Regions from separate parts of the Homo sapiens genome. Here region 1 is linked to region 2. Evidence: chromatin loops called from intact Hi-C (ENCODE). Cell type or tissue: endothelial cell of umbilical vein. All regions are shown on one strand. Each heading gives the region's core, and the rest is flanking DNA. Links, peaks and the distances in the headings are about the cores only.

What was found. Hi-C counts contacts between places; a loop is a spot of excess contacts. Peaks named below come from ENCODE experiments on the same cell type or tissue, not always from the same donor. Only the 100,000 strongest peaks of a DNase experiment are listed, where the experiment ranks them.
Region 1: it touches region 2 in a loop (2.8-fold over the local background); 6 of 110 quality-filtered maps call a loop at or near these places.

What each region holds. Positions count from the first base shown.
Region 1 is chr7:116,174,404-116,185,373 of GRCh38, forward strand. No RefSeq gene overlaps it. Among named protein-coding and RNA genes, the nearest start is that of TES, 31 kb to the right of the region's middle. RefSeq lists an enhancer at 10,746-10,970. In endothelial cell of umbilical vein, for the core only: CTCF peaks have their summits at 6,003 (motif pointing right) and 6,202; a DNase peak (open chromatin) is centred at 6,108.
Region 2 is chr7:116,336,497-116,347,466 of GRCh38, forward strand. LOC124900233 (a long non-coding RNA gene) reads left to right here and starts at 717. Exons shown (of 3, transcript XR_007060487.1): 1 at 717-798; 2 at 3,327-3,423. LOC105375463 (a long non-coding RNA gene) reads left to right here. Exons shown (of 7, transcript XR_001745336.2): 7 at 624-712. In endothelial cell of umbilical vein, for the core only: a CTCF peak has its summit at 5,227 (motif pointing left); DNase peaks (open chromatin) are centred at 3,325, 3,965 and 5,085; H3K27ac peaks cover 3,211 bases.

The DNA.
Region 1 (10,970 bases), core at 1,919-9,918, 160 kb before region 2:
GGTGATTTACTTTATATTCACTATGTTTGGGGGAATCTTCTTTGGAACCATTTTGTGCTGGGTCATTGTTTTTAAAATTTTTAATTTAATTTCAAGTTCCAGGATACATGTGCAGGATGTGCATGTTTGTTACATAGGTCAACTTGTGCACCAAACATGGTGGTTTGCTGCACCCATCAACCCATCACCTAGGTATTAAACCCCACGTGCATTAGCTATTTATGCTGATACTCTCCTTTCCCCAACCCTCCCCCAAGAGGTCCCTGTGTATGTTGTTCCCTCCCCGTGTCCATGTGTTCTCATAGTTGAGCTCCCACTTCTAAGTGATAACATGTGGTGTTTGGTTTTCTTTCCCTGTCTTAGTTTGCTGAGGATAATGGCTTCTAGCTCCATTCATGTTCCTGCAAAGGACATAATCTCATTCCTTTTTATAGCTGCATAGTATTCCAAGGTATATATGTACCACATTTTCTTTATTCAGTCTATTATTGATGGGCCTTTGGGTTGATTCCATGTGTTTGCTATTGTATATAGTGCTGCACTAAACATACACATGCATGTATTTTTATAACAGAACGTTTTATATTCCTTTGGATATATACCCAGTAATGGGACTGCTGAGTCAAATGGTATTTCTGGTTCCAGATCTTTGAGGAATCGCCACACTGTCCTCCACAATGGTTGAAATAATTTACATTCCCATCAGCAGTGTAAAAGTGTTCCTATTTCTCCACAGCCTCGCCAGCATCTGTAGTTTCTCCACTTTTTAATAATCACCATTCTGACTGGTGTGAGATGGTATCTCATTGTGGTTTTGATTTGCATTTCTCTAATGATCAGTAATGTTGATCTTTTTCTCATATGTTTGTTGGCCACATAAATGTCTTCTTTTGAGAAGTGTCTGTTCATGTCCTTTGCCCATTTTTTGATGGGGTTGCTTTTTTCTTGAAAATTTGTTAAAGTTCCTTGTAGATTCCGGATATTAAACCTTTGTCAGAAAGACAGATTGCAAAAATTTTCTCCCATTCACTCACGTCTGTTCACTCTGATGATAGTTTCTTTTGCTGTACAGAAGTGCTTTAGTTTAACTAGACTCCATTTGTCAATTTTTGCATTTGTTGCAATTGCTTTTGATGTTTTTGTCATGTAATATTTACCCTTGCCTATGTCCTGAATAGTATTGCCTAGATTTTCTTCTAGAGTTTTTATAGTTTTGGGTTTTACATTTAAGTCTTTAATCCATCCTGGCCTAATTTTTGTATAATGTATAAGGAAGGGGTCCAGTTTCAATTTTGTGCCTATGGCTAGCCAGTTTTGCTCACTAGCCATAGGCACATAGGCCCTTTTTTTTAAACTTTGATATGCATAAACCTATCATGGTAACCTTGAATCAATAATTGCCTAGGCTGGAGTACAGTGGTATGATCTTGGCTCACTGCAACTTCCCCCTCCTGGGCTCAAGCGATTCTCCTGCCTCAGCCTCCCAAGTAGCTGGGATTACAGGCATGCACCACTACGCCCGGCTAATTTTGTATTTTTAGTAGAGATGGGGCTTCTCCATGTTGGTCAGGCAGGAATTTTATGGTTTTAGTTCTTCCATTTAGGTTAGTGACCCATTTAGAGTTAAGTCATAAGAAAACACTCCAAAAGATATTTATTGTGCCAAGATGATAAAAATATGGGGATTTATTTTTTCTTCTTTTCCAAAACTTAAGTAATGTACACATATTAATTTTTAAAGAAAACAAAAATTCAAAGTAAATTTTAAAATAAGATTGTAAAGCATATTTTTATAGCTAGACAAATATTCAAAATTTTATATGCCCTTTCTGCTTTTTATGTAACATCTTCTCTGTTCTTCAGTGTCTCATACTTCCTATTTGAAACAAGAGCCATCATTGCAAAGCACTGCACCCCTGTAGGATATTGGTGTTTTATGACATTTCTAGGCTCCTATGGTTTTTCCAGCTCTTGATCCAAGGCCCTTATGAAGCCCAATAACACCGCTTATCCTTAAGCCCCACGGTATTCCCTGTAATCTCTATTATTTCCTCATGTTTACAGCAAACTAACTTCAGCAGCTTCAGTTGCTTGGCATGAAAAGTTTCCTGACCAAGACAGAGAACAAAAATCTCTAGTGATGAAAAACCATCAATTTGCTGCTACTGTATGAAGGGCTCAAAAGACACAGCAGAGAAACCTGTCATGTCCTAAAGAGGTGGTTAAGAAAGTCATCACCAAAAGCCATTGCAGCTGCATCCTTGATTTGAGTTATAGAAGGATAAATCAGTTAGCATTTTAGTCATGAGGACAGCTAATTCTGGAAATTGTCTGTGAGAAACTTCACCCCTCTTTTCTTCTACGAGTAGCCACTTAGTTTATGCCTTTAAAGCAAAACATATGCCTTAAAGGTCAGAGAGATAAGTAATACTCTTCAAGTACCAAAGTTAATCAGAACAATTCAGTATTCAAATGCTCGTATTTACTTACATTTTCAAATAGATGTTATTATTCTCAGTTTATAGGTGAGGGCACTGAAGCTCAGAAAACTATTTTGCTTGAGATCTCAAACCTATTAAGTGTGAATACTAAAATAAAGCCCTAGGATTTTTATTCTAAGTTAGTGGTCTTCCCACCCGTCCAGAGCTACTTCTTTAAGACAATAATACAGGGCATGCTGATCTCAGTGGAGGCCAGTCTTATGAATACCGACAGCTAAAGAATGTGCCCAGGGGTTTAAGGCAACATTCCCTACACCAAAACATGCCTCTCACTGCCTAATATTATTTCTTCATCCTTTGACTCAGGTCAGGAGGAATTTAACTGAGGTGAAAGAAATAACAATGTTTGCCTTTATCAGTGACGGATATCAACATCATGAAGCTTTTTTACCATACTTATGTCTACATCCCTCCATTACCCTTGCCCCTACAAATCCAGATTCCATATATCTGAGGTAGGACTAGCACATGTGTATATTGAAAAAATTCCCCAGAGGATTCTAAAGTACTGTTCTAATTTAAGAACGGCCTCATAAAGATTTCTTGATACATAGCTGGAAGCAAATAGACATGCAGTAAATTTTATTTTTCCTTTAAAATAAATGTATGATCAACCCTGTGTCAGGCGCTCTATCAGGCAGTGGGAACATATCAATGAACGAGTCAGGTACGGCCATTGCTTTCATGAAACTTGTATCTCATTTTGTTGCAGTGTAACAATTAATTCTATTCTATCCATAAGAGAGTCAAGTATTAAAAGATAATAGGGAAGATGACAAAAAGGAAAACAAAGATAAATCATCCATACTTTAAATTTTAGGAAAGTTAACAGTAACTAAAAAGAAGCAAAATAAATATTAAGGCTTGAGAAATAGAGATATATTGATGTTAAAAAGTAAAGTCATGCATTACATAACGACAGGAGTATGTTCTGAGAAATGCATCCTTAGGTGATTTCATCATGTGATCATAGAGTCCACTAACACAAACCTAGATGGGTTAGCCTACTACACACCTAGGCTATACGGTATAGCCTATTGCTCCTAGACTACAAACCTGTACAGCATGTTATTGCGCTGAATACTGTAGGCAACTGCGAAACAATGACAAGTTTTTGTGTGTCTAAACATACATAAAGATGGAAAAGGTACAGTAAAAATACGGTTTAAAAGAAAAAAAAAGGTACACCTGTATAGGGCAGCTCCATCATAATCTTATAGGACCACCATTATATATGTAGCTCCTCTTTGATTGAAACGCCATTATGTGGTGTGTGACTGCAATATTCTAGCTAAATCCAGCTTATCCAAGCAGTAACTCAACAGACTTGCAGTAACCTATTCTAGATATTATTAAAACACAAACACTAGGCAGGGCGCCGTGGCTCATGCCTGTAATCCCAGCACTTTGGGACGCCGAGGCGTGCAGATCACGAGGTCAGGAGATCGAGACCATCCTGGCTAACACAATGAAACCCCGTCTCTACTACAAATACAAAAAATTGGCTGGGCGCGGTGGCTCATGCCTGTAATCCCAGCACTTTGGGAGGCCGAGGTGGGTGGATCACCTGAGGTCCGGAGTTCGAGACCAGCCTGACCAACATGGAGAAATCCCGTCTCTACTAAAAATACAAAATTAGCCAGGCATGGTGGCGCATGCCTGTAATCCCAGCTACTCCGGAGGCTGAGCCAGGAGAATGGCTTGAACCCGGGAGGCGGAGGTTGCTTTCACTCAGGAGGCTGAGGCAGGAGAATGGGGTGAACCCAGGAGGTGGAGCTTGCAGTGAGCCGAGACCGCGCCACTGCACTCCAGCCTGGGCAACAGAGCGAGACTCTGTCTCAAATACAAAAATAAATAAATAAATTCATTAATTAATTTTTAAAAAATTAAAAATAAAACACAAACACTGAAGAGAAGAAGCTTAGAATAAGGGAGGAAAGCATAATGATATAAAATTAAGTAAAGTAATATTTAGTTTGCTCAGAGGGAATAAACATCTTGTGAGAGAAAAAAATTAATGAGGTTCTTGGAAGTATTTCTCTATCTCTTAGACAATTGGTAATTATCATGAAATACTACTAGTCATTAACATAGAAAACTGGGCTAGACAGAGACCTAAGAGTTATACACCCATGATTAACTTTGATTGGAGAAAACCAATTGCAATGTATGAGATCTCCTTTAATACTACTTCCTTTAATTCCATGTCTTCCCCTTCCTGCCACCTCAATTTCCACCATTTAATTTGGCACATGATGCCTCTCATAATCTGGTCTCTCAGATCTCACTACCCCAAATTTTCGACGGCCCTTACCCACTATATGACCAGTGATCCGGTAGTGCCAAACTACTTTTAGTTTCTCAAGTAAGCTATCATCTTTGATGGCCATTTGTTTTGCATATTTTCTTCCCTCTGCTTAGAACAGTCTTACCATTACCTCGAAAAAGAAATCAGACTATATTAGTTTGCGAGGGCCACCATAATGAAGTACCACAGACTGGGTAACTTAACATAAATTTTCTCAGAGTTCTGGAGGCTAGAAGTCCAACATAAACAAGTCAGCACAGTTGATTTCTTCTATGGGGTCTCTCATTGGCTTGTAAATGGCTGTTTTCCTGTGTTTTCACATATTTCCTCTGTCCATGTCTGTGTCCAAATTTCTTCTTCTCATAAGGACACCATTCATATGAAATTAGGGCCTACCCTACTCACCTCACTTTAACTTATCTCTTTAAAGACAATATCTCAGAATACAGACACATTCAAGGTTACTGAATGCTATGACTTCAATATATGAATTTGGGGGGAGAGTAAAATTCAGATTATAACAGACAAATTCTTACTGTCTACAATACAGCTTTATAGTAATTTCTTCTAAGAGTTCTTCATCTTGAATCTTTCCATCTCAGTCTGAGTTAGGTCTCCTTCCTCAGAACTTCCAAAGCACTACCTGTATTCCTCTATCACATTAAAGGATATGTTTTCTCACTCTGCTCTAAGATGTGACTTTCTTTTCCTTATCCCAGCACCTACCCCTGTGCCTCACACCTGGTAAGTGTGCCATACTCTTTGTACCTTGAAGTATAAGCCCTCTAGCCTGGCTGTATTGTGATAGTATTTCATTGGATAGGAAATATAGAATTAGAAAACATAGACAATTAGTGCCTTTTTGTAATGTTGAGTTTAAGAGATATCTATATATAGAAATAAGTAGCAAGGAAGTGGAAATACAGGCATGAAACTCAACGGAGAAAACCATGCTGAAAGTATGATTTGGTGAATGGGTATGATCACTCAGGGAACATGTATAAATGAGAATAGCATGGAAAAATCTTTAAAGAATAACAAATTTTTGAAACAGCAGGAGAAAGAATAGAAATGTCAGAGAAGCAAAAGGAGGCTAAGAGAGAATAGTTTCTCTTCCCATTGATACTATTTTCCATACTAGCATCAAACTTTGCAGTGAGCTGTTTATCCTTTATATTGCCACCAGGGGTCTCCAACAACTTCTGCAATGCCTGACAGAACTCAAAGTATCTTATAGCTGTCTTTACAAGGGCTTTGGCAACAATAACATTCCTTGAGAAAGAAGACCAGGTAGGTGCCTCAAAACAGTGTTAGATATCCTTGACTGAGCTGAAGTCCGGAGGAGTCCTTTAAGTTACTCTTGGTCTGCAGCTTACTGACCACCAGGTAGTCTCTTGTACTGGCAACTTTGTCACACAATGAATCACTGAGACATACTCTCCCTATCAAGAATTGAGACTGGTTGTTCACCTACGACACAATGAAGCCCAATACATAGATTGCATAAGGTTTGATGAGCACCCAGAGCAGACTGAAAAGAACTGGATGTTCTGAAGAAAAAAATTAAATCATGTAATAGGGACTCTATTATTTTGATTCTAGAAATTATCTATCTTCAAAAAAAAAAAGATGAGAAAAAAATGTTTTAAGTCTATCTCCTAGAATAAAGAAAAATAAGATTAGGCTGAATAAAGCTGACATTTATTTCTTAAACTTTTTCCTTTTTCTAATTATTCCTGCAGACAACTGCAATTAACTTTTATATATATATGTACTTTCATATTAAATGTTTAGAATTTTCACTAACATGGAAACGTTTAGTACAGAAAAGTAAAGATTGAACAATATTACTCATAGACCTCCTACCTCATTAACATTTTGCATATTTGTTTCTTCCATATATGTTTTGTCTCGATGTGTCCGGAATTGGTGGGTTCTTGGTCTCACTGCCTTCAAGAATGAAGCCGTGGACCCTCGCGGTGAGTGTTACACTTCTTAAAGGCGGAGTATCCGGAGTTTGTTCTTTCTGTTGTTCAGATGTGTTCGGAGTTTCTTCCTTCTGGTTTGTTCGTGGTGTCGCTGGCTCAGAAGCGAAGCTGCACACCTTCGCGGTCAGCGTTACAGCTCTCAAGGCGGTGCGTCTGGAGTTGTTCGTTTCTTCCAGTGGGTTCTTGGTCTCACTGGCTTCAGGAGCGAAGCTGCAGACCTTTGCCGTGAGTGTTACAGGCCCGTAAAGGCAGTGTGGACTCAAAAGAGTCAACAGCAGCAAGATTTATTGCAAAGAGCAAAAAAACAAAGCTTCCACAGTGTGGAAGCCGGACCCCACCTAGTTTCCACTGCTGGCTGGGGCAGCCTGTTTTTATTCTCTTATCTGGCCTCAACCACATCCTGCTGATTGGTCCATTTTACAGAGAGCTGATTGGTCTGTTTTACAGAGAGCTGACTGGTCTGTTTCGACAGGGTGCTGATTGGTGCATTTACAATCCCTGAGCTAGACACAAAAGTTCTCCATGTCCCCACCAGATTAACTAGATACAGAGTGTGGATTGGTGCATTCACAAACCCTGAGCTAGACACAGGGTGCTGATTGGTGTGTTTACAAACCTTGAGCTAGATACAGAGTGCTGATTGGTGTATTTACAATCCCTTAGCTAGACATAAAGATTCTCCAAGTCCCCACCAGACTCAGGAGCCCAGCTGGCTTCACCCAGTGGATCCCGCACTGGGGCTGCAGGCGGAGCTGCCTGCCAGTCCTGCGTCGTGTGCCCGCACTGCTCTGCCCTTGGGCGGTTGATGGGACCGGGCGCCCTGGAGCAGGGGGCGGCGCTCCTCGGGGAGGCTGCGGCCGCGCAGGAGCCCACGGGGGTGGGGGGAGGCAGGGAGGGTCAGGCATGGCCGGCTGCAGGTCCCAAGCCCTGCCCTGCAGAGAGGCAGCTAAGGCCAGTGAGAAATCGAGCGCAGCAGCTGCTGGCCCAGGTGCTAAGTCCCTCACTGCCCCGGGCCTGCGGGGCCCGCCAAGCCCACGCCCACCCGGAACTAGCGCTGGCCCGCAAGCGCCGTGCGCAGCCCCGGTTCCAACCGCGCCTCTCCCTCCACACCTCCCCGCAAGCTGAGGGAGCCGGCTCCGGCCTTGGCCAGCCCAGAAAGGGGTTCTCACAGTGCAGCAGCGGGCTGAAGGGCTCCTCAAGCGCGGCCAGAGTGGGCGCCAAGGCGGAGGAGGCGCCGAGAGCAAGCGAGGGCTGCTAGCATGCTGTCACCTCTTACTGAGCCATTATAAAATAAATTACAAACATTATACTTCAAACTAATCCCTTTAGCATACATTTCCAGAAAATAAGTGTTCTCTTACCTATTAGCAGTGCTGTTATAACATCTGACAAATTTAGAGAACTTCTTAATGTTATATATTTACCAGGCCACATTTAAATATTGCCACTTCCCTCCACAAAATGTATTATAGGCTTTTTAAAATAAGTTTTTAAACCAAGATTTAGTCAAATACCATGCATTGTCTTTGACTGTTATGTTATCTTTTCATCTAAAGCAATTTCCATTCCCTTTCCTTTTTTCCTCCATGATACAGGCTTAGCAATGAGACCAAATTGTCTTGCAGAATTTTACATAGTCTTGATTTGTCTGTTCTTTGTGGTATCCTTTAAATTGATCCTGTATCACCATTATTTCCTATAAATTGGAGGTTAAAACTGTAGGCTGAATTAAATTCCAATTAAGCATTTTGAACAAGAATATTCCATGGGTGATGCTGTGTACAATATTGTGTATCACATTAGAAGGCATATAATGTTTGATATCCCATTATTAGTGAAATCCCTGTAGGACTTCTTTTTTTCTGTTTTTTTTAATTTCTTGTTTTTATTGACAAATAATAATTGTGCCTATCTATGGGGTACAGGGTGACATTTTGATACATGCATACATTGTGTAAAAATCAAATCAGGGTATTTGGCATATACATAGCCTCATTCATTTATCATTTCTGTGTGGTTAAAACATTCAAAATTCTGTCTTTCAGCTACGTTTAAATATACAGTATTTGTTAACCATAGTCACCCTACTGTGCAATAGAACAGAACTTATTACTCCTAACTGTAATTTTATACTCATTGACCAATCTCTCCCTGTGCTCTTGTCCCCTTCCCTCCTAGCCTCTGTTAATCACCATTCTAGTCTCCACTTCTACAAGACCAACTTCTTTAGATTCTACATATGAGTAAGATGATACGGTATTTCTGTTTTTGTGCCTGGCTTATTTCATTTAATGTCCTCCAGGTTCTTCCATGTTGCCACAAATGACAGAATGCCATTCTTTTTTTGTGGCTGAATAGTATTTCAGTGTGTGTGTGTGTGTGTGTGTGTGTGTACACACCACAATTTCTTCATCCATTCATCCATTCATGGACATTTAGGTTGATTCCATATCTTCGCTGTTGAGAATAGTACTGCAATATACATGGGAATGTAGGTAATCTCTTTGACATGTTGATTTCATTTCCTTTGAATATACACCATGTAGTGGGATTGCTGGATCATATGGTAGTTCTATTTTTAATTTTTAAAGAAATCTTCATACTGTTTTCTGCAGTGGATGCACTGTTCCCAACAATGTGTAGGAGTCACCCTTTCACCACATCCACAACAGCATTTGTTACTTTTTGTCTTTTTGATAATAGCTATTCTAATAGGAGTGAGGTGGTACCTCATTGTGGTTTTGATGTGCTTTTCCCTGATGATTACTAATGTTAATCATTTTTTTCATATACGTGTTGGCCTTTGTATGTCTTCTTGTGAGAAATATCTATTCAGGTATTTTGCCCATTTCTTAATTGGATTTTTTTATTGTTTTGTTTTGCTGTTGAGTTTTTTGAGTTCCTTCTATATTGATATTAACCTTTTGTCAGATGCATAGTTTGCACATATTTCATCTCATTTTGTTGATTGTCTTTTCAATCTTTTTTTTCCTTTGCTGTGCAAAAGCCTTTTAGTTTTATGTAATCCCATTTGTCTATTTTGGTTTTTGTTGCCTATGCTTCTGTGGTCTTACCCCAAAATTCCTTGCCTTATGTTTCCCCATGTTTTCTCCTAGTAGTTTGATCACTTTTGGTCCCCTACTTAAGTCTTTAATCCATTCTGAATTGATTTTTTTAATATATAGTGAAAGATAAGGATCTCGCTTTATTCTCCTGCATGTGGATATCCAATTTTTTCAGTACAATTTATTGAAGAGACTGACTTTTCTCCATTGTGTATTCTTGACACTTTTGTTGAAAATCAGTTAGCTGTAAGTGCATAGATTTATTTATTCTTCTCTATTCTGTCCCACTGGTTTGTGTGTGTCTATTTTTATGCCAGTACCATGCTGTTTTGGTTACTATCATTTTGTAGTATAGTTTGAAATCAAATCATACGATGCCTCAAGATTTGGTATTTTTGCTCAAGATTGCTTTGGTTATTCAGGGCCTTTTATGGTTTCCTATAAATTTTAGGATTGTTTTTTCTATTTCTGTGAAGAACTGCTGACCTACCAAAATGTAATGTAACACATTTGTCTTTTATAAGCCACCAAACTTGCACTGATCTGTTATAGCAGCAATAGAAAACTAATATATCTACATAAGTTATTTATTTATCAAGGATTAAGTGTATGAGCATGTGTGTGTATGTGTGTTGTACATCATTCATATTCCAAACCAGGTATTTGGCTTCTATTGAACTATAAATAAAATCCATGCCCTGTCAACATCTAAATAGTTATACTATGGAATTATCTTTTTCTAATTTTTATGTCACAGAATGGGAGTTTTCTGGTTTTTCAAGCACTCTGTGTTGTCTATCAAACTTATGGCTTTACTGTATGAAAACAGCAACATAGAGTATCCGAGAAAGTACTGATTTCTGGAAAGTATTATCACTCTCAGATAAGAATGTTGCTTATATGGAAATTTTTCAGCATTGTCTAGACAGCTTTGGAATCTTTATAAATGTCAGATTACACCTTTCTGTCCCGTACTTTTTCCTAGTAGAAAAATGATGGGCTTTTTCACATAGCCAAAGCAATCCTAAGCAAAAAGAACAAAGGTGGAGGCATCACACTACTCAACTTCAAACTTTAAGGCCACTGTAACCAAACCATGGTATTGTCA
Region 2 (10,970 bases), core at 987-8,986:
ACCGTGCTCGGCCAGAATACACTTAATTCTTGATATAAACATAATTGAGTCTACTAAGTAAGATAATAGACAAGATGGTGTGTGTGTGTGTGTGTGTGTGTGTGTGTGTGTGTGTGTGTGTGTGTGTGTGGCTTACAGGCAGATATTAAAAAGCCAATATCAAAAAAGAGATTACAGATGTAGTTGGGTCCTTTCCGCTTTCCAAGGTTCCTACTTCTGTTCCTGCACCCTAAATTTTGTCTTCCCCATCTGCTCTCAGATCTTATTTCCTCTGTAACTTATTCTGATATATAAGTAGAGGAAAATGAAATGGGTCTAGAGTTCATGTTTAAAAAGAGAACAAAAGAAATATGGGTGCTAGTATGTCTCATGTTCTCAACTATCTCAAGCCATATGCTCAAAGAGAAGAAAAACCTGAGGAAAGTATCAAAACACTTGTAAAGCTCATTGTCTAGTATATTACATTTTTTAATTTTTTATTTTTAAGTACTATGGATATATAATAGTTGTTCAAATTTTGGGGATGCATGTGATATGCTGATACCAGCATACAACGTGTAATGATTAAATCAAGGTAATTGGGGTACTCCTCACCTCCAGCATTTATCTTTTCTTTGTGTTAGACCACCACCACATGTGCAGCATCCCTCTGGGTCTCTTCCATGACAACCCTGTGGGAAGCCAGGCAAGTGAGAATCAATGTAAACATGAAGTTCATGCTGCTTACTGTGTCGTGATAATGTCCTTGTCTCCCAATCAGGAGCCTCATGTCTTCTTGCCAGCCTCTGTGGAACTGTGGTAGGCTATTAAGTTAATTAGCAAGCAGGGTAAAGTCTCAGATCCTTTGCATTTTCTTTTAACCAGCTCTTTCTAGGTGAAAGACACATGGATATCACTGTGAAACTTCATGCTCTGTATAGCTCAAAATTTTGCCCAAGGGGAGGTTCCAGCACCATCTGATTAGTACATATTGCTGAGAAAAATACTAAAGGAAGAAAATACTAATAATAATATATTTCACTAACCCTCTTAGATATTAAGAAATGAATGAAAAGGTCTATATTATTGACTATTAATCACTTGGAATCTCTGTTGTTAAACTGAGAAGTAAACTGCATTGCCTAGAATATTGGCCATATTTTTAGTGATACTAATTAAATTGTTTGAGATAGATCTGAAGACAGCAGAAGCTTGTCTGGGCCTAGCTTCCTTGAATTCTTCTTCCCCGAATTGCTATGTCTTGGTAATTTTGAAATATGAGTTAGAAACCATCTACTTACCTAACTGATATCATTATTCCAGTTAATGTTTGTCCCAAGGTATTTCTCAAAGACTTAAGAAAAATGAAAATTCTATTTTTTAAAGGGCCTAGCTCTTTTAAAAGGATATGTTTCATGGAATTCTATTTATCAACAAACATGTAGACTACTTCAACAAGACTTCAATGTGATTTCATGTGTTTATTCTCCTGAGTCAGATGTGAACAATGTAATCCTAAAAGATTTTGGGGAATGGTGACATATGCTACTTAATTCACACTCATGAGCTTAAGAGAAGATAAGAGAATGTCATGCTCATGTGTGACAAAGATAAAACTATATTCTAACTAGGATTACAAGAATAAAACACCAGAAACTTGACAACTTGACATTTTTTCACAGTGCTTAAAAATAAATGTAATAAAACTTTGGCAGTTAATGTCATTTTGATTTGCTTTAATTTTATTTTCAAACCTCTATTATTGAAATAATAATTTCATTATTTCAAACCTTCATAGGAAAATAATAGAATTGTGCTGTTGTGTCAGTATAAGACATAGTCAACATTTTCTGCAATGAACAAGTAATGTTGAGATTAACAAGATTTCTCTTAATAAATGTTTTATACAAGCATAAGAAAAATGGATAGCACAAAAAATGGATAGCACAATAGGGTAACATTAGCACTTTAACAAATAAATCCCAACATTCTAATGGCTTAATACAATTGAATTTTATTTCTTGCTCATGCAACAGTCCAGCACAGGTGCTCATGGTCTGCTGCTGGGGCCACGATGCATCTGTCTCATGCAGTCATATAGAGACCCAAGTTGATAGCTGTGATGTGTTCTCCAAAACATGGCTTTAGAGGTTGCCATGGAAATCAACATCCAACTGATGGAAGAGGCAAGAGAAAGGATGCAAAAACCACACCAGCTGTTTAATTACCTGGGTCCAGAAGTAACAGGTGCCACTACCTCTCACATTCTATTAGTGGAAATTAGTCACATGGCCTCTCCTAACTGCTAGTAAGTATAGAAAAGTTGGTTTTGGCTGGGCAGCCACAAGACAAAGCTACTAAGAAAGACATAGCATTAATTTTATGTTGTTAGCCATCTCTGCTATAAGCGTAAGTCAAATAGAATTTTCATTTTTCTTAAGTCTTTGAGAAAAACATTGGGACAAACATTAACTGGAATATTGATATCCATTAGGTATGAGCTTGATTGTTTCTAACTCATATTTCAAAATTACCAGATATAGCAATTCAGGGAAGAAGAAAAAGGTTTAAAGACTGTGACATTCAGACTGCTATATTCAATACAGAAAAGATATTTGGTGATATTTCTATCCCTTTTTCTTAAATGTACATTCTTCTGGGATTTAATAAAGTCACATTCTGATTTTTAAAAATAGTACTATTAATCTCACTATAGAGCTCTGAAAATAATAGAATCGTGCTGTTATATTACAGCAGTTATTGATTGTCCATTTTTTCCAAAGACACTGAGATCTATGGAAGAAATAAGCCTCATTATTTTTCATTTGTATTTAATGTAGATGCAACAAAAGTTATATACTTCTTTATTATATATTTTGTCATGCCTATTAAATGCCAGTTATATAAGATGATTCCTGATCCAAACACAGTGCTTTATGTTATTGGGATTAAAAGAATTAGTTAAAGCTTTAAGTTAAATTACTTTTGAATTCATTTATGGCTAGGTACACATGAAATAAACACTCTACATTGTCTACAGTGGTAATTGCCAAGAAAAAGAGTATATTTTAGTAACAATTTGGCTAAGCGCCTCAAATTCAAAGTAATTCCACATTTAAATACTAACACTCAAACCTGAAAGTTGTCTTTAAAAGCTTTATAAATTGTTTCTGGTGAGGGTTTTACGACTATGGGGTGGGTGGAAAGGGGAGGAAGGAAGAGGGACTGCCTCACTATAAGCTGATAACAAGGTTGCTAAAAATTGCTCTTATCAATGGTCTTTGCACTTAACTTGTTTAAATAAAAGAAAAAACTTCATGTGAGTCATCGTATTTTGTTCACTACAGCTTGGCAGGTCACCTTGTTCTAGCAGATAGAAACTGAATCAATATGGGAAGAGCCAGAATTTGGACAAGGTTCACCAAACATTCACACTGATGCCAGGTGGGCCAAGAAAAAGGGAATGTCCTGCCTCTGAGGTATCTAAAAATTTTTATGTTTAAGTCAAGGGTTTTGTGTTGTGAAGGCAGAGCTTTGAATTTCTAATAGAAGAAGAAAAGCAGAATATACCCAGAAACTCCTGATTAAATTTATGGTCCTCTAATAATATTTTAACTTTAAAGGAGTCAGACGGCATTCTAGAAAAGAGCCCTTTGGTCAATGCTTTCCTATCTATAGTTTAATCAACCCTTCCATATATGCACATATTAAGCAAATTCAAATGACATTAAAAATAAGTTACATTTCTTATTCTAACCCCTGCCATTCATCCCGCTTTCCCCCCATTGTCACACATATGCCCACTTCCACTTCTGCACATAGGAAGAAAGGGTGAATAAATGTCAGAATCAAGTGGAAAGATTAATCATAGGCTGTTTTTTACATTGTTTTATTCTGAGTCAGAATACGCTTTACAGGACATAGGCAAGCACTTGAAATATAGGACTCAGAACATAAGATGCTTCGTAGGACCCAGGCAAGCACAGCAATTAAATGGAATTCCACATTTTTAAGGAAAGCTTTTTACTTTTCTTCCTCTTTTTGTTTCTCTTTACTTTTGCAGCTCCCTTCAAAAGTCCTTTCTGTGAGACACATTTTTAACTACCATATTGTTCAATTTTAACAAGAGTTCAGGGTGAGGAAGGTTATAGCTGAGGCATTTACAAGGATTTCCTGTTTGTAGTGGCTGCTTTTTCCTCTTTGGTAATGTGTTTTTCACATTTTTTAAAAGCTGCCTGTATGCATTAATATTACTTAATCTCCATCACCTTAAGAAACCATATGGGGCAGGGAGAGGAAGACCGGTGCTGGCTCTTTCCCTTTCTCAATGACTTGAGACACCTTAACCTTGCTTAACTTTTTCTAGAAAATGAAGATAGTAACACCTGCTCTGAATTGTCACAGAATTATTGTAAGGCTCAAATAAAATCTATGTATTTAAGGAATCAATATGTAATAAAGATCTTGAAGTGTTAGTAGTCGATTATATCTGAGATACATTCGCCAATATCCAAGGGGGACAAAGAGAGCTCCATACCCCGGGGGAAATGTAGTCCACTGACAATTTGTCCACACAATTAGAATACAAAATAGCACCCTATGCCTCAACTTTTTTACAGTCAAAGAAAGCATGAGGCATAAATAGTCCTGAAGGGATGTGGAGTCTGTTTGCTCTGCATATGATTTGCATATGCTCCTCTGAAAAGTCACCGGGCAACCGAGTAATTGTACAGTAATGATGTGGTTAAAAAAACAGATTGATCTACTTTTATTATTATTGTTACAAAATAATACATATATTTTTAAAATTCAAACGATACTAAAAGTTACATTCCCTGTCCTACTCCCTGTCACTTATACCATTTCCCAGTTTCTGTTTTTAGTTCTGATGGTTTCCTTTTTGCTCTCCACTGTGACTGATATACATTTATACTTCTATTTTTTGATGACTCAAGTTTCGATAGTATCTTCTCACTCCCAGTACAAGATATTCAGTACACAAAAGATATCCTTTTCTCTCCTGAGTTTCATTTTACGTGTGTATGAACACACAAACATGCTAACACACATGCTCACACAATCTTTTAGCTCTTGTATAGGTTCCTGAATTAATTGTTCAGTAGTATACTAAGCCTCTACTTCTGGTTTCCAATTTAGGCCCTGCATGTTGTCCAACACTAGCCCATCAGTGGGATTGTTTTACATTCAGGGCAGCTGCACTACTGCCTCCTTGGAGAACAGTGCCTCCTGGAGTTTAGCAGTGCACAGCCCTACAGATTAATGCAGGGGCCCTGATCATATTTGTATTTTGTTCCTGTATATGTTTAATCAATCTTTAGAATCTCATCTATAGTTGGTTCATTATTGCTGGGAAACAAACGGCATTTACAAAGTCAAATTTTAGTAATGTTATTCATTATATAAATGAATAGTATCTTTCTCTCCATATCCTTTACAAAGTCTTCAAAAGTTTCTGAAATTTCACTAGGATAAGTTGGTGGATCTTTTTCTCACCCATTCAGTACTTTGTGGGCTTTTTCAAATGGCAGATTTGTGTCTTTTTTAAAACTCTGAATAATTTTCTTCTATTACAGCTTTGATAATTTTCATCCCTCTGTTTTCCCTACTCACTCTTTCTAGAACTTCTTTTTCCATTTTTTAGTGATAAAATACACATACATAAATACTATCTTAACCATTTCTAAGTATGCAATTCAGTGGTACTAAATACATTCATAATGTTATGCCACATAACCACCATCCATCTCCATAACTCTTTTCAACTTGTAAAACTGAAACTCTATACCCATTAAGCAATAACTCCTCATTCCTCCTCCCCCAAACTCCTGGAAACAACTATTCTACTTTCTGTGTTTATGATTTTGAATACTCTAAGTACTTCATGTAAAAGGAATCATGCAGCATTTGTGTTTTTGTAATTGGCTTATTTCACTTAGCAGGTCCTCAGGGTTCATCAGTGTTTTAGCATGAATCAGAATTTCCTTCTTTTTAAGGCTGCATAATAGTCTACTGTATGTATACACCATAGTTACTTATCCACACATCCACTGATGGATACTTGAGTTGCTTCCATGGTTTAGCTACTGTGGATAATGCTGCTATGGTCATGAGTGTACAAATATCTCTTAGGGTTCTATCAATTATTTTGGGTATATACTCAGAAGTGGAATTGCTGAATCATATAATGATTCTATTTTTAATTTTTTTAGGAATGGCCATACTGTTGTCCACAGTGGCTGTATCACATAAATTCCCATTAATGGTGCAAAGGTTTCAGTTTCTCCACATCCTCACCAACATTTGTTATTTTCTGTTTTGTCTTGTTGATATTTGTCATTCTAATGAGCGTGAGGCGTTATCTCATGGTAGTTTTAATTTGCACTTCCCTAATGATTAGTGATGCTAAGCATCTGTTCACGTACTTATTGTCCATTTGTATATCTTGTTTGGAGAAATGTCTATTCAAGTACTCTGCTCATTTTTGAATCAGGTTGTTTGCTTTTTTTGTTGTAAGTTACAGAAGTTTCTATATATTCTAAATATTATATTCTGATAAGGGTATCAGATATATGACTTGAGAATATTTCCTCCCATTCTGTGGTTCACATTTTTACTCCATTGCTAGTGTCTTTTGATGTATAAAATTAATTTTAATGAGGTCAATTTGTCTATTATTTCCTTTGCTGTCTGTGCCTTTGGTGTCAAGTCCAAGAAGTCATTGCCAAGTCCAATGTCATAAAGCTTTTGCTCTATGTTTTCTTCTGAGAGTTTTATTAGTTTAGATCTTACATTTAGGTCTTTGATGCATTTGCAGTTAATTTTTGTATATAGTGTTGGGTAAGGGCCCAACTTCATTCTTTTGCATGGGAAAATCCAGTTTTCTAAGCACCATTGTTGAAAAGAGTATTCTTTCTACATTGAATAGTCTTAGCACCTTGTCAAAAATCACTTGATCATATGTGTTAGGGTTTATTTCTGGGCTCTGTATTCTATTCCATTAGCCTGTATGTCTGTCTTTTTACCAGTGCCACGCTGTATTGATTTTTGTAGCTTTGTTGTAAGTTTTCCAATAGAAAACTGTGATTTTTCCAGCTTTGTTCTTCTTCAAGATTGTTTTGTCTATTTGAGGTCCCTTCAGAATTCCATTTGAATTTTTGGATGAGTTTTTCTATTTATGAAAAAAAAAATCATTGGAATTTTGAAAAACATTGCACTGAATTTTTACATTACTTTGGAGAGCATTGACATCTTAACAATATGAAGTTTTCCAATCTATCCATGAAGATGGGATGTGTTTTCATGTATTTATGTATTCTTTCTTTCAGCAACATTTTATAGTTTAGGCTGGGTGTGGTGGCTCACACCTCTAATGCCAGCACTTTGGGAAAGCAAGGCGAGAGGATTGCTTGAGATTAGGGGTTCGAGACCAGCCTGGGCAACAGAGCAAGACCTCATCTCTACTTTAAAAAAAAAAAAAAAGTTTTATAGTTTAACTTGGGTAACTGTATAAGTCTTTATGCAACTAATTTTTGCATGTTGGCTTTGTATCCTGCTGCTTTACTATATTCATTTATTAGTTCTAACAGTTTTGTATGTGAGGTTAATCTTTAGGGTTTTCTACATATAAGATCATCTCATCTGCAAACAGATAAATTTACTTCTTCCTTCCAACTTGGATGCCTTTAATATTTTCTCTTCCTACCTAATGCTTTGGCTAGAACTTCCAGTATTGTATTGAATACAAGTGGTGAAAGGACATGCTTGTGTTTTGATCTCAGAGCAAAAGCTTTCAACCTTGCACCACGGGGTATAATGATTACTTTGTTTAAATTACGGCTGTTATTATATTGAGGTAGTTTTCTTCTATTCTTAATTTGTTAAGTGTTTTTTGTTTATCATAAAAGGGTGTTGAAGTTAATGAAATGTTTTGTCTGCATCAATTGAGATAAGTATGTGTTTTTTTCTTCATTCTGTTAATGTGGTATAATGCATCGATTGATTTTCATGTGTTGAACCATCCTTAGACGCCAGGAATACATTTCACTTGGTTGCTATGTATATAATCCTTTTAATATGCTGCAGATTTTGGTTTGCTAGTATTTTGTTGAGGATTTTTTAATCAATATTTACAACGGATATTGGTCTGCAGTTTTCTTTCCTTGCAGTCTCTTTGTCTGACTTTAATATCAAGTAAATGCTGTCCTCCTAAAATTAATTTAGAAGTGTTTCTTTTTCTTCAACTAAAAAAAGTTTGGGAAAGATTGCTATTATTTTTTTCTTTAAATGTTTGGTAGAATTTGCCTGTGAAGCCATCAGGTCCAGATCTTTTTTTTTTTTTTTTTTTTTTTGGTGGGAGATTTTGAATACTGATTTAATATTCTCACAAGTTTCTATTCAGATTTTCTATTTCTTCATGATTTAGTCTTGGTAGGTTTCTTCTTGTTGCTAGGAAGTTGTTCTTGTAGGTTATCCAATTTTTTGTAGTATAATTGTTCATAACACGTTTATAATCCTTTTTATTTCTATAAAGTCAGTAGTAATGTCCCCACTTCTACTTCTGATTTTGGTAATTTGAGTCTTCTCCCTTTTTTCTTAGTTTATCTAGCCAATGTTTGTCAATTTTATTGATGTTTTTAAGTGATTAACTTTTGATTTCATTGATTTTCACCATTGGTTTTCTATTCTCTATTTTGTTTATCTCTGCTCTAATCTATTAATTCCTTACTTCTGATAGTTTGGGTTTAATTTATTCTTCTTCTTCTAGTTCTTTAAGTTGTAAAGTTAGGTTGCTGATTTGAGATCTTTCTTGTTTTACAGTGTAAGCATATATAACTATAAATTTTTCCCTCAGGATTGCTTTTGCTGTGTCCCCTAAATTTTGGTATGTTGTGTTTTCACTTTTATTGATCTGTAAGTATTTTCTAATTTCCCTTGTGATTCTTCCTCTCAATAATGAATAAAACTAGGCTGGGCATGGTAGCTCACACCTGTAGTGCCAACAATTTCGGAGGCCAAGAAGGGAGAACTATTGAGCCCAGGACTTTGAGACCAGATTGGACAAAATACTGAGACCTTGTTTCTACAAAAAATAAACAAAATTAGTTGAGCATGGTGGCATGCACCTTTAGTCCCAGCTACTTGGGAGGCTGAGGTGGAAGAATTGCTTGAGACCAAGAGGCTGAGGCTGCAGTGAGCCAAGATCATGCCACTGCACTCCAGGTTGGGCAACAGAGGCAGACTTTGTCTCCAAAAAATAAAATAAAAAATAATGGATGAAACAACCAGACAGAAAATAAGTAAGGAAACAGAGGATTTAAACAGCCCAATAAACCAACCAGATCTATTAGATCTAATATATATATATAGTGTGTGTGTGTGTGTGTGTGTGTGTGTGTGTGTGTATATATATATATACACACACACACACACACACACACACACACACACAGAACATTCTACCCAACAACAATGTACACATTCTTCTCAATTGTATCTGGGATGTTTTTCAGGATTCACTACATATTAGGCTACACATTAAGTCTCAATAGACTTAAAAAAATAGATATCTGATTAAATGTCTTCTCTCATCTCTAGAGAATGAAGTTAGAAATCAATAACAGAAATAAAACTGGAAAATTCCACAGAATTGTGGAAATTAAACAACACCCTCTTAACCAAGATATTGAAGTCTCTATTATTATACTACTATATTTCTCCTTTCAATTTTGTCAGTTTTTATTTTATATATTTTCATGATCTGTGATTAGGTGAGTAAATGTTTATAATTGATCTATCTTCTTGCTATACTAAAACTTTCATTAATATATAATGTTCTTTTGTCCCTTGTAAACTTTTTAAACTTAAAGACTATTTTGTCTGATGTTAGTATAGCCAGACTTTCTCTATGTTGGTTACTATCTGCATGAAATATCTTTTTCCATCCTTTCACTTCCAATCTATTTGTATCTTTGGATCTAAAGTGAGTCTTTTGTAGACAGCATATATTTGAATCACGTATTTTATTCATTCTGCCAATCTCTGTCTTTTGATTTGAGAGCTTATGCCACTTACATTTAAAGCAATTACTGTTAAGTAAGCACATACTTCTGTCATTTTGCTATTTGTTTTCTGTAGGCCTTATAGCATTTTCATCCTTCACATCCTATATCATTATCTTCTTTTGTGTTTATTTTTTTGTAGTGAAACATTTAAATTCCTTTCACATTTCTTCTGTTTGTTTTCTATAGCTACATTTTGTGGTTATCATGGGGATTACACTTAAGTTCCTAAAGTTGTAACATTCTAATTTGAATTTGTTCCAAAGTAACTTCAATAATACACAAAATCTCTGTTCCTTTAACAACTTCATTCTCACCCCTTTCAATTGTTGATGTCACACAATTATGTCTTTATACATGATGTCCAAAATACATTAATAATTATTTAAATGGTATTAGTCTCTTAAATTATGTTAAAAAATGTGGATTTATAAGTCAAAATTACAATATTACCAGCTTTTAGATTATTTTTAATGTATTAGTCTTTTAAACCATGTAGAAAACAAAAGTAATAGACCATTGTGACAATAATATTAGCTTCTATAATTGTCTATGAATTTACCTTTATTGAGATATGTATTTCTTCATATGGCTTCACATTACTCTCTAGTGTCCTTTTATTTTACCCTGCAGGACACTCCCTTGAGTATTTCTTGCAGAGAATATCTAGTTGTAATGAACTCCCTTAGCTTTTCTTTATCTGGGAATGTCTTAACTTCTGCCTTACTTTTGATGGACAATTTTGCTAGATATAAGATTCTAGGTTGACCTTTTTTACTTTTACTTTTTGTTTTACTTTTTACTTTTTGTTTTACTTACTTACTCTTACTCTTTGTTTTACTTTTAGCACTCTTAATATTTTGGCCCACTGCCGTTGGCCTTCAAATTCTCTCATGACAAATTTGCTCATAA